Regions from separate parts of the Homo sapiens genome. Here region 2 is linked to region 1. A link is an interaction called in ENCODE POLR2A ChIA-PET data of the cell type or tissue named here. Cell type or tissue: HepG2. All regions are shown on one strand. Each heading gives the region's core, and the rest is flanking DNA. Links, peaks and the distances in the headings are about the cores only. Region 1 overlaps UPF1 (UPF1 RNA helicase and ATPase). Region 2 overlaps CRTC1 (CREB regulated transcription coactivator 1).

Evidence for each region. ChIA-PET counts read pairs that join two places held together with the same protein. Peaks named below come from ENCODE experiments on the same cell type or tissue, not always from the same donor. Only the 100,000 strongest peaks of a DNase experiment are listed, where the experiment ranks them.
Region 2: POLR2A ChIA-PET joins it to region 1 with 9 read pairs; 5 of 35 experiments call an interaction of 5 or more read pairs at or near these places.

Annotation. Positions count from the first base shown.
Region 1 is chr19:18,837,502-18,842,863 of GRCh38, reverse strand. The region is part of intron 1 of UPF1 (UPF1 RNA helicase and ATPase); the gene reads right to left. Among named protein-coding and RNA genes, the nearest start is that of UPF1, 8.2 kb to the right of the region's middle. In HepG2, for the core only: a CTCF peak has its summit at 3,084 (motif pointing left); DNase peaks (open chromatin) are centred at 2,153 and 3,093; H3K4me3 peaks cover 1,336 bases.
Region 2 is chr19:18,738,264-18,743,625 of GRCh38, reverse strand. It overlaps CRTC1 (CREB regulated transcription coactivator 1), which reads right to left. Exons shown (of 14, transcript NM_015321.3): 2 at 600-716. Among named protein-coding and RNA genes, the nearest start is that of COMP, 50 kb to the left of the region's middle. In HepG2, for the core only: no CTCF peak of the experiment used is centred there; DNase peaks (open chromatin) are centred at 1,685 and 3,045.

The DNA.
Region 1 (5,362 bases), core at 318-5,317:
AGGCATGCGCCACCACGCCTATTTTTAGTAGAGACAGGGTTTCTCCATGTTGGTCTGGCTGGTCTCGAACTCCCAACCTCAGGTGATCCACCCACCTTGGCCTCCCAAAATGCTGGGATTACAGGTGTGAGCCACTGCACCCAGCACCCCCCCAAATTTTTTTTAATTAAAAAAATTGTAAAGGAAAAAAAGGGGAGGGAATAGGAAGTTCACCACACCCTCAGAGTGATGACTGCCAAGAAGCTGCAGGGTCTCTGAGCCCTCTCAAGGCAGAGGGTTGCCAGGAGGTCTGGCCCCCAAACTGGAAGGATTCTGCCCTGATATTTCCTCTTATTTTGAAAAATTCCAAAGCTACAGAAATCCGACCCCCACACCCCTCCAGCTGGACACTCTCCATCACATCCCCCTGCACTCCGACTCCCCTTGCTCTCACACACTTATCTCTTCCTGACCCATTTCAGAGTGGCCGGCCCCAGGGGAGGGCTTTCTCCACATCCCCACAAAACAGCTGGCTCATGAGCGCACCCAGCCTGCCACACTGTTGGTTAATACACATTCACCCATCACCCCAATGTCTTCATAACGTCTTTTACAGGTTTTTAAGAATCCAAGTCCCAGTTAATGACTGCACGTGATTTGTGATGTCTCTTTAGCCACCTTTAATCTATTAGTTTGAACCACGTGAAACTGCTAGGAGTTGACCATCTTTCACATAGTCCCACCACCCGACACAGCGGTCCCCAGGCTCTCCATTCCTTTATTTTTTTGAGACAGGGTCTTGCTCTGCCACCCAGGCTGGAGTGCAGTGGTAGAATCATAGCTCACTGCATCCTCAAACTCCTGAACTTAAAAGAGATCCTCTTGCCTCAGCGTCCCAAGTAGCTGAGACTACAGGTGTGCACAATGCCTAGAAAGTTTTTTAATTTTTCAATATGTTGCCTAGGCTCACATTCGTTCTTCCCAAAGAGAAAGGGCCTCTCGCCTCCCCTCTCACCAATGGCACCTGTGTGGACCGGCAGACCCTTGTTCCAGCCAGGTGTGCTAGAGTCCGCGTGAGGTTCATTTCAACGGGCCGAGTGTGCAAGGCATCCCCAGCTCACCTCAGGCCGCCCCTGCCTTCCCAGCCCGGGGATCAGCCACTCTCCCTGGAGCCCACAGCCTGAGATGAAATCCACTCCACACCTTCAGCAAGAAGCTGAAGTGTGACAATGAGGGGTTCAGTCCAGAAGGTGCACACCTCACAGGACAACAACCCAGGCCAGACTGCAGCTTGGCGAGATGAAAAGCAGCGGGAGAGGCCGCTCGGAACGCAGGGCCCAGAGACAGCCATCATCTCAACAGCGGACCTCCAGGATCCCAGTAAAGAATCTGCTGTGGAGAGAGGCCAACTGTCCCTACATATCGGACAATCGTGAAAAGCCATTGTTGACGCTGCTTGTGTGATAACGGCGCTGCAGCTATTCAGGACAGGCGCCCTTTTCTGCTTCTAGAAATGCATACTACATACTGCAGGTCAAAATGGCTGAGTATCGCCAATTCACAGGGCTCCACCTCAGACACAAAGGTGAAAGGACACAAAAGACTTGCTTTAAAAACACACACCAGTGAAGAAAAAAAAAGAAAACAGGGAGAAGAAAACCTTCACAACTGTCTCATCAGGGAGACGGAGGCACAGGGCTCACCAGCTCTTGTATGTTAGAGAATTCATCGTAGACGTTTCTACACGGAGGATGCAGCAGGGCTGCAAGCTATGCGCATGGATCCCCGTACTGAAAAAGAGGTGAGGACGGTGCAGGCAGCGCAGCTCTGACCAAACACCTCTGCCTGGGATCTGCAACCCCCTCTCCCAGGGCCGCCAGGAGCCTGCACTCGCTCTGCAAGGAGCTGATGCTTCAGGAAGATGCCATGCTCACTGTCACAAGGGCTCTCTAGAGCCCAACGAGCCACCTTTACACATCTAGACACCATCCTGGCAAAGGCCCACGGGACCTGAGAAGCCCGGCTGGGTTACCCGGCTCTTAAGCTGCTATTCGACCAACACAGAAAAAGGCACAAGGACCTGCTGCCAGCCACCAGACTCCAGGACCCAGCAGCCCTCCATGTATCAGAGAAAGCAGAACTTTGCTCTCATAGGTATGTGCTCCAGCAAGGAGAGCTCAAGGCCATGAACCCTCCGGAGCCCCGAACAGCACTGGTGCCAGGGCCCGGACCCACTCCTCCCACCAGCCCCTCCAGCCAGGCCCCTCGGCCCTGAATGCCACAGAGCACAGCTGGGTGTCACGGCCCTTCTCTGCCAAGCTAGACTATCCCGACCACCATGAAAGCACTCTCACCACCATGACAAGCACAAACTGCCCCTCAGTTGTGAGCTGCTGCCCAGCATGTGCCCTTTAGCTTCCTTGCAGCCGCTCTGGGGAGGCCTCTCCCTCTCACAAGGCCCTCAGGACGGTGCCTCCCCAGCGGAGAGAGCCCCGGCTCAGCCTGGGGAATTATGGACCCTGATGAGACCACAGGCAGGAGCTGGAGCTGCTTTTTAAGTCTGTGGCTCCCTGTGAGGACTGGGAGGGGGCAGCCGGTACCCTGGCAGTTCCCACAGGCACACACACTTACACACTTACTCATGCATACACACATGTACACACACAGCCCTGATCCCGGTGTCCTCCGTCTCCACTGCCCTGTGGCCCCTCCATCCATTCGGGGTCCAACCTGGGCCACAATGCCCAACCTCCAACACCACAGCCCCTCCCCTAACCCCCGCCACTGCCATCTCAGAGCCCTCCTCCCAGCCTTGGTCAAGGCACCCCAGCAGCTCCTAAAGGCTCCAGGACACAGCCCAGCCCCTGCCCTGGCCCCACTGGCCCCACATCCACCCTCCCTCCTTCTAGGCAAAGTGCTGTGCCCACCCCTCTGCCTGGCAGGTACAGCTTCTGAACAACTCCAGAGGCGCCATTCCCACAGGCTTTCCCTTAGCAGGGGAGCCCACTCCTACTCCTGGGGCCCTCACAGCACCCTGGCCAGGCGGCATGTGCTGTCTTCTAACAGTGCAACCGCGGGGGTCAAAGGCTTCACTCTCCCTCTGCTGGCCTCACTGCCCTCAGTCCCACAAGCACAGCAAGGCCAGGAAGTAAGAAAACAGCAGGGGATGGCTGAAGTCCAGGGCCAGGCTGAAGAGGTTGCCCAGCAGCTCGCAGAGGGTGCAAAAGTTAACAGACACGGGGCTTAAAGGCGGGGGAGCATGGGGCCAGGGCTTGGCCATGTTTCTGACCTCCCCAGGGCAGGGCTCAGTCTGAGGCGGTGGACACACCTCCCTAACGGGTGACCTTGGGCATGAGCACAGGGTCTGACAAGGGGTGGTGGGGAGGGAGCGGAAAGGAGCGAAAGAGAAATCAGAGACAGCAAGGCACTGCTGTGGTGGCTGCCCAATTCCGTAAATTTACTAAAACAGCACTAAGTTCTATACTTAAAGGGGCCAGGTGTGGTGGCTCATGCCTGTAATCTCAGCACCTTGGAAGGCCAAGGTGGGCAGATCACCTGAGGTCAGGAGCTCCAGACCAGCCTGGCCAACATGGTGAAACCCCGTCTCTACTAAAAATACAAAAAAATTAGTTGGGCATGGTGGTGCGCACCTGTAATCCCAGCTACTCGGGAGGCTGAGGCAGGAAAATCACTTAAACCCGGGAGGCAGAGGTTGTAGTGAGCCAAGATCGCGCCACTGCACTCCAGCCTGGGCGACAGTGCGAGACTCCGTCTAAAAAGAAAAGAAGGGGGTTCCCTGGTAGGTCATCAGACTTCAATCAAGCAATGAGAGAAATGTGGTGGTAGCTGATGGTGGTAAGCTTTTGTGGTGGTGGTAGCTAGGCTGAGAGGGAACTCTTTTTTTAGTTAGTCCTGGTATAGTATTAGTCATAATCCCCCACCCCGTCATCCTGAATCCGGGTAATTAATTGTGATAAAAATAGAAATTGTTTCGTGTATTCACCACTAACTGTAAAGTGTCAGCTCAGGTCACTTTCACATAATCACTGGGAAACTCCTAACAATTTGAAAACACACTCAGTAAGTCTACTAAGGGGTAAGTGCTGACCAAACACTTGCCAACACTCCTCCAGGTAAACGGCATCTTATCTCCAATGTTCTGGCACCCTAAAACCACACCTGGGCTACCAGAGGATTCAAAAAGCCAAAATGAAGTCATGAGCATTTTTTTTTTTTAAGATGGAGTTTTGCTCTTGTTGCCCAGGCTGGAGTGCAATGGCACAATCTCAGCTCACCGCAACCTCCACCTCCCGGGTTCAAGCGATTCTCCTGCCTCAGCCTCCCAAGTAACTGGGATTACAGGCATGTGCCACTATACCCAGCTAATTTTGTATTTTTAGTAGAGACAGGATTTCTCCATGTTGGTCAAGCTGGTCTGGAACTCCTGACCTCCGGTGATTCACCTGCCTCTGCCTCTCAAAGTGCTGAGATTACAGGCGTGAGCCACCAAGCCCGGCCTGGATTTTCTTCTTTTTATTAAGACAAGGTCTCACTCTGTCACCCAGGCTGGAGTGCAGTGGTGCGATCATGGACATTTTGCCCAGGCTGGTCTCAAACTCCTGAGCTCAAATGATCTGCCTGCCTCAGCCTCCCAAAGTACTGGGATTACAGGCATGGGCCATCGTGCCCAGCTACATGTGCAGATTTTAAACTCACCACTTTTCGGAACCCAAGACTGTATGGAACTCACCCCGCCTTGGTCATAATCTCAGGGCTCAGCAGAAGATGGTGTGTTCACCTGGACAGTCAAGGATAGGTCAGGACAATGGCTTTGAAGACAAAGTAGCAACTTTCTATCCTGAGTATTTTACCACTTCAAAAGGAAAAGTGAGCCCAGGTTTACACACTCAGAGAAGTGGAGGCAATACAGAGAAGTCTGGCAGGAGGAGAGTGAGGGCTGGACGACAGGTCGGCTAGGAGCTTTAGCTAGTTGTCCCTTACGATCCAGAAAGACAGCATGTTTTTCCTAGGGAAACAACTCATGCACTCAGAGTAAAATCCCAGTACGAGATGACTATTCAGCTGTGACTCCCACAGGCTACCAGGAGTGGAGACGGAACAGGCAGTGCAGACCTGACCTGAGGATGAAGGAACAAAGTGGGACCAGTACCAAGCAGCATCTATCTACAAGGTCACCCAGAGCACCTGCACAAAAACATGCGTGTTGCTGCCTAAAAGGTCTGTACCTACCCACAGACCTCATACTTTCAGGTGAGCTAAGAAAAGCAACTCAAACCAATAGGCACACATTTTTCCCACTGGATGTACACACTGCTTTGTTTACCCATTCATCTGCTGATGGCCACTGGGGCTGCTTCCGGTT
Region 2 (5,362 bases), core at 137-5,136, 99 kb after region 1:
GGACCTGTCCATGCAGAGCCCAGACACCGTCCTGGGGGTGGCCCTGATTCATAGGCCAGCTCCCTCGGCCCCACCCCATCCCCATCTCCACCCGCAGACCAGGGACAGGGAAGAGGGCCGCTGTGGGCCTTATCTCCTGTTTACGATAAGGCTGTGCACGGCGGCTGTGCGGCCTGCGGGAGCCGCGCTGTGTGGGCCTCTGCCAAGAAACGTTTGCAGACAAGTGGGGTCAGGCCGCCGGGCCTCCTTCTGAGAATTGCTGGGCTTGCGGATTAGTGAGGCAGGACAGAGCCAAGCCCCAGTGGCCCCGAGCGGTTCCCGCTGCCGCACAGCCGGCCAACAGGTGTAGCGGCTGCCGAAATGCTGGAGGCCAGATGGAGGGCTCGCCTCGGGGTCTGCTGATGGGGAATGGGCTGCGGGGGCACCCTGGTGGGGCCACTCTGCTTCCTCTGGTTCCCAGGGCAGACAAGGAGAAGGCAGTGGTTGGGTGGGCTCCGCCAACTGTCTGATAACCCCAGCTGTCCTCAATGTCTGGCCCCCAGTGGGAGGCTGGGGGAAGCTCCCCACAATGGGGCAGGGCCAGGGGGCGGGGCACTCACCTGGAAGGGCAGGTCCATGGTGCCACTCCCGATCTGGTTCACGTTGGGCAGGGACCCGCCATAGTACTGGCCTCGGCTGGGGCCCAGTTGCAGGTACTGGGATTTCTGGAGCTGGAGCTGCGAGAGAGAAGCCAGCAGCTGCGGGAGGGGTCACCTCCCAGGCTCACCTCAGAGTGCCAGCCCCAAAGGCACAAAAAGACCCAAGTGGTGGGATTGACAGCCTAAGTGCAGAAGTTTGCAGGACCTCATGACCCAGATGCTTAAGGAAACCAGGTGTCCCTCCACCAAAAATGGCAGAATCAGAAACCCGAGGTGCCGGGACGGCTCCCCAGGCGGGGCAATGCACCATGCAGAAACCCATGACCGTGAACCTGGGGAGCTGGCTGCCTTGCTGCTGATTCGGTCAGTCAGTGAATGGGCAAGAGAGGCACTGGCGGGCCTGCAGCCTGCCAAGGAGGCCCCTCACCAGCCCAGGGGAGCCATTTCTTATCACGGCCAGAGGCTGTGACTTGGCAGGCCAGGCGGCTTCCCACTGGCCTGAATCGGAGGAAGCTGTCTCAGAAGCGTGGTGATGGCCTTCAAAGCGTGGGACTTGTGATCCCGACGGCAGCCCACACAGAGCCAGGGCAGCCAAGTCAGTCCCCCAGACCCAGCTTGAGTTCTAGAGGGTCCTGAGCCCCATGTTCCTTCCTCATGGTCCTTCCCAGCCTCTTGGGGGCTGGGCCCAGCTGAGCGCCTTCATCTCAGCTGCATCCCTGCTTCCCACTCCCTGATGGCATCGGGGCACAGAACCAGGGGCCAGGAGCTCCCTGATGGGTCACGCTGACTCTGAACAGGGCTGGAAGCTGGCCTCCTCCCCTTCATGTGGCTGATGCTGATTTGCCAGTAACAGAGGCCCCTGACCCATGTGGCACGACCCGAGGCCCTTGGGGATGCTGGTCCATGATGCCTGCCATGCAACTGGGGGAGGCAGCCACCGTGAGGAGAGGTGGGGCTGGGCAGGCAGGAAGGAGGGGTGGTTGTCCACTCTGGCCCGGCAGGGGCGGTTGCTAGGGTGGACACTGTGTACACAACAAGGCCGACTCGTTCCTTACAAACAGCTCCTGGCAGTGCGTGGAGAGCTGGCTGCCCCACCGCCCCAGCTTCCTAGGGGGCCCTGGACACCGGAGGCGGAAGTAAAGCCCGGGAACTGGCCACCTGCCCGGCTGAGCACCTCGCCCAGGTAAACAGCTGTTTCCTGTGAGCTGAAGTGGAGCCGATGGTAAGATTAACCTTGTGTGTTATTGGGTGGCTCTCGAGGGCCTGGGGGTGAGGCCCAGGGTCTGTGCTGGGAGCCCTTGGTGGCCGCTGGCCAGACACATACACAATGAACATCCACAGTGTCCCTCCCAGCAGTCACACCAGATGAAACAGGCCAGCTCCGGGCTGTGGCAGAGGGAGGGGGTGTAGGGTGGGGGTCCTACAGCTCCCACCCCACACCTACCTGGGCATAGGTCGCCTGTGGCCTCCCGTGACTTTCTCCACCCTCTTCTGTGTCCAAGTAGCATGACAGAAACCTGTGCTACATTCACCTCTCACTGACTATATGGCCCTAAAGGCTGTGACCCCTCCTGGACCTGTGTCCCCGACCTAGAGTGAGTGCTACAGGCGGGTGTGAGAGGGACACACGACGTGTGACACAGCAGGTACTCATGCCACATGTGCTTTCTACACGGGCTGAGCTGCCAGCTCCCAGGAGGCCAGACATCAGGGGCAAGAACTCCCTGAAGCAGCTTTGTTTACACTATGTCCCCGGGCCACAGGAAACCTGGGATGCGGGGACAATCTACAGGACTGGGGACACACAGAACTCTCATGGTTCCCAAGCCCCATCTCTGTCCAAACCTTGCCCACAATTCCCAGCTCCTGTCCACTTTGCTGGAGGCACTCAGGCTTCGGAGCACAGCCCCTGGGCCAGGAGTGGACACTGAGTGGGGACTCTGCTTTTCTTTTTTGTTGTTGTTGTTGTTTGTTTGTTTTTTTGAGATGGAGTCTCGCTCTGTTGCCCAGGCTGGAGTGCAGTGGCGCCATCTTGGCTCACTACAACCTCCATCTCCCAGGCTCAAGTGATTCTCCTGCCTCAGCCTCCGAACTAGCTGAGACTACAGGCACCATGCCTGGCTAATTTTTTTTTTTGTATTTCTAGTAGAGACAGAGTTTTTCACCATGTTGCTCAGGCTGGTCTCAAACTCCTGACCTCAAGTGATCCACCCGCCTCGGCCTCCCAAAGTGTTGGGATTACAGGAATGAGTCACCGCGCCTGGCCTCTGCTCTTCTTTTGGGGAACCCCATGCTCATTCTTGGTTTTGCATGAGGAGTTGTACAGCAAAAGGGTTAAGCTGGCCCCAAGAGAGGTCTGACCTTTGTCCCCAGCTCCTGGGAGGTGACCTGCAGGAGAATATCCTGCCTGATAAGAGTGTCATTGTGTGCCTGAGGCCTTGGGCTATGGCAGAGTCTGCTCACACTGTGGTTTTAGGGTGGGAGTTTGGGCACATCAGCTTGACATCTGGAGGGACTAGAGACAGGTTGGCCATGAGGGTGGTCAGCCACGTCTACAGGACCAGCCCCCAGTACAGACCCTGGACATGCAGGCCAGGGGAGCTTCTGCGGCTGGCAGTGCTCCATGCTGGGAGAATTACGCACTGTTCACATGAGGGGCTGACTGGAGGTTCTGGCCTGGTTTCTCCTGGACCCTGCCCATCTGCCTCTTCCCTTGGGTGATTTTTTTTTTTTTTAAGATGGAGTCTAGCTCTGTCATCCAGGCTGGAGTGCAGTGGCACTATCTCGGCTTACTGCAACCTCCACTTCCAGGGTTCAAGCGATTCTCTCACCTCAGCTTCCTGAGTAGCTGGGATTACAGGTATGCAACACCACACCCAGCTAATTTTTGTATTTTTAGTAGAGACGGAGTTTCACCACGTTGGCCAGGCTGGTCTTGAACCCCTGACCTCAAGAGATTCGCCCGCCTCAGCCTCCGAAAATGCTGGGGTTACAGGTGTGAGCCACCACACCCAGCCTCCCTTGGGTAATTTTAATGTGTCCTTTCGCTGCAATAAACCATAAGCATGAACAAAACGGCTTCTGGGGAGTCCTTCCAGTGAATTTTCTAGCCAGAGGGTGGGCACGGAGACTCCTGAGTCTGCAGGAGCTGACTTTCCTCCCCAGCCTGGCTGGAACCCCTGGGAGCAGGGTCCTCCTTTCTCTGGGGTCTCAGGGTGGTGGGACGCCAGCTTGGGCTCTGCCCCCACAGACCTCTGGCCTCAGCTGGAAGAACGGCCAGATGTCACTGCACTGCAGGCAACATCACAGCTTTTCTCATCGCCACATCACAGTCCCCTGCCCCCCACCATGCTGTGCTCCCCAAACCACTGAGACCCTGAGGACGAGCTCCGTGAACCCAGCAGCCAGCCCAGGACCCGCTGCTCAGCAGCGCCTGCCGGCGGAATCCACAAGTGAACAAAGATGTGAGGGGGTGAATGAATGAATGAATGGACGCTGCTGCACCTCCTCCACAGCTGACTTCACAAGCCAGGTGACAGGCCCGTCTGGAGGCTGTACAAGCACTTAAGATTAAAACCCAGGAGGCCTCAGGCGGCAGCTTGGCCACCCCCTTCCTCAGCTGGCCCAGGCAACACAAGCCACCTCAAGGTGTAACCCTCACTTGGAGCCAGCGGCTAGCTCTGGAGGGAGCTCCTGGGATGCCACAGCAGCTCCAGCCTGCCCTACACAGAGGCTCGGGGCTGACCTGGGACTCAGGTGTCCCATCTCCACACCATCCCCATGGCTGTCAACAAGCGGGGCGACAGGTGAAACAGCTGAGGCCTGGAGAAGGCGTCCGGTAGGAGTCGGGAAAACTGCAGCTCCCAGGGCGCCCCTCACTCATGGCCTGTGGGCCAGATAGATGGGCATCTGGTCCTGGCTGCCTGGCTGTGAGAGTGGACCCCACTGGCGATTTGGAGGGCCCTGCTGAGGGTGGGTGGGCTTTGCCTCCAGCCTCCCCAGCCTCACTCCCTCCAGCCGCCCAAGCCCCAAAGTGCCCCCAGCTTGTCCTTTCCCCACTGACCCCTCATGCAAGGCCTGACGGCCCCTCCTTAGAGGGGCATCCCCAACACCCCTGCTCAAGAAGCAGCCCCCCAAGTCACAATCGCACCAGCCTCTGGCTTTGTTGTTGTTGTTGTTGTTGTTTTGAGACGGAGTCTCCCTCTTGTTGCCCAAGCTGGAGTGTAATGGCGCGATCTCGGCTCACTGCAACCTCTACCTCCTGGGTTCAAGCGATTCTCCTGCCTCAGCCTCCTGAGTAGCTGGAATTACAGGCGTGCCACCACACTCAGACAATTTTTGTATTTTTAGTAGAGATGGGGTTTCGCCATGTTGGCCAGGCTGGTCTCAGACCCCTGACCTCAGGTGATCCGCCTGCCTCAGCCTCCCAAAGTGCTGGGATTACAGGAGTGAGCCACTGGGCCTGGCTCAGCTCTCCTTTCTCTTACAATTAAAGAGAAAGGCCCACCCTAATCCAGGACGGTCTCATCTGGAGGCCCTATTTCCAACTACAGTTGACCCTGAGACAACACGGGGATTGGGGAGCTGACCCTCATGCGGCCAAAAATCCAAGTATAATTTTTTTTCTTTTTATAGTTTTTACTTCTATTTATTTATTCATTTATTTATTTTGAGACAGGCTCTCACTCTGTCACCCAGGCTGGAGGGCAGTGGCACAATCACAC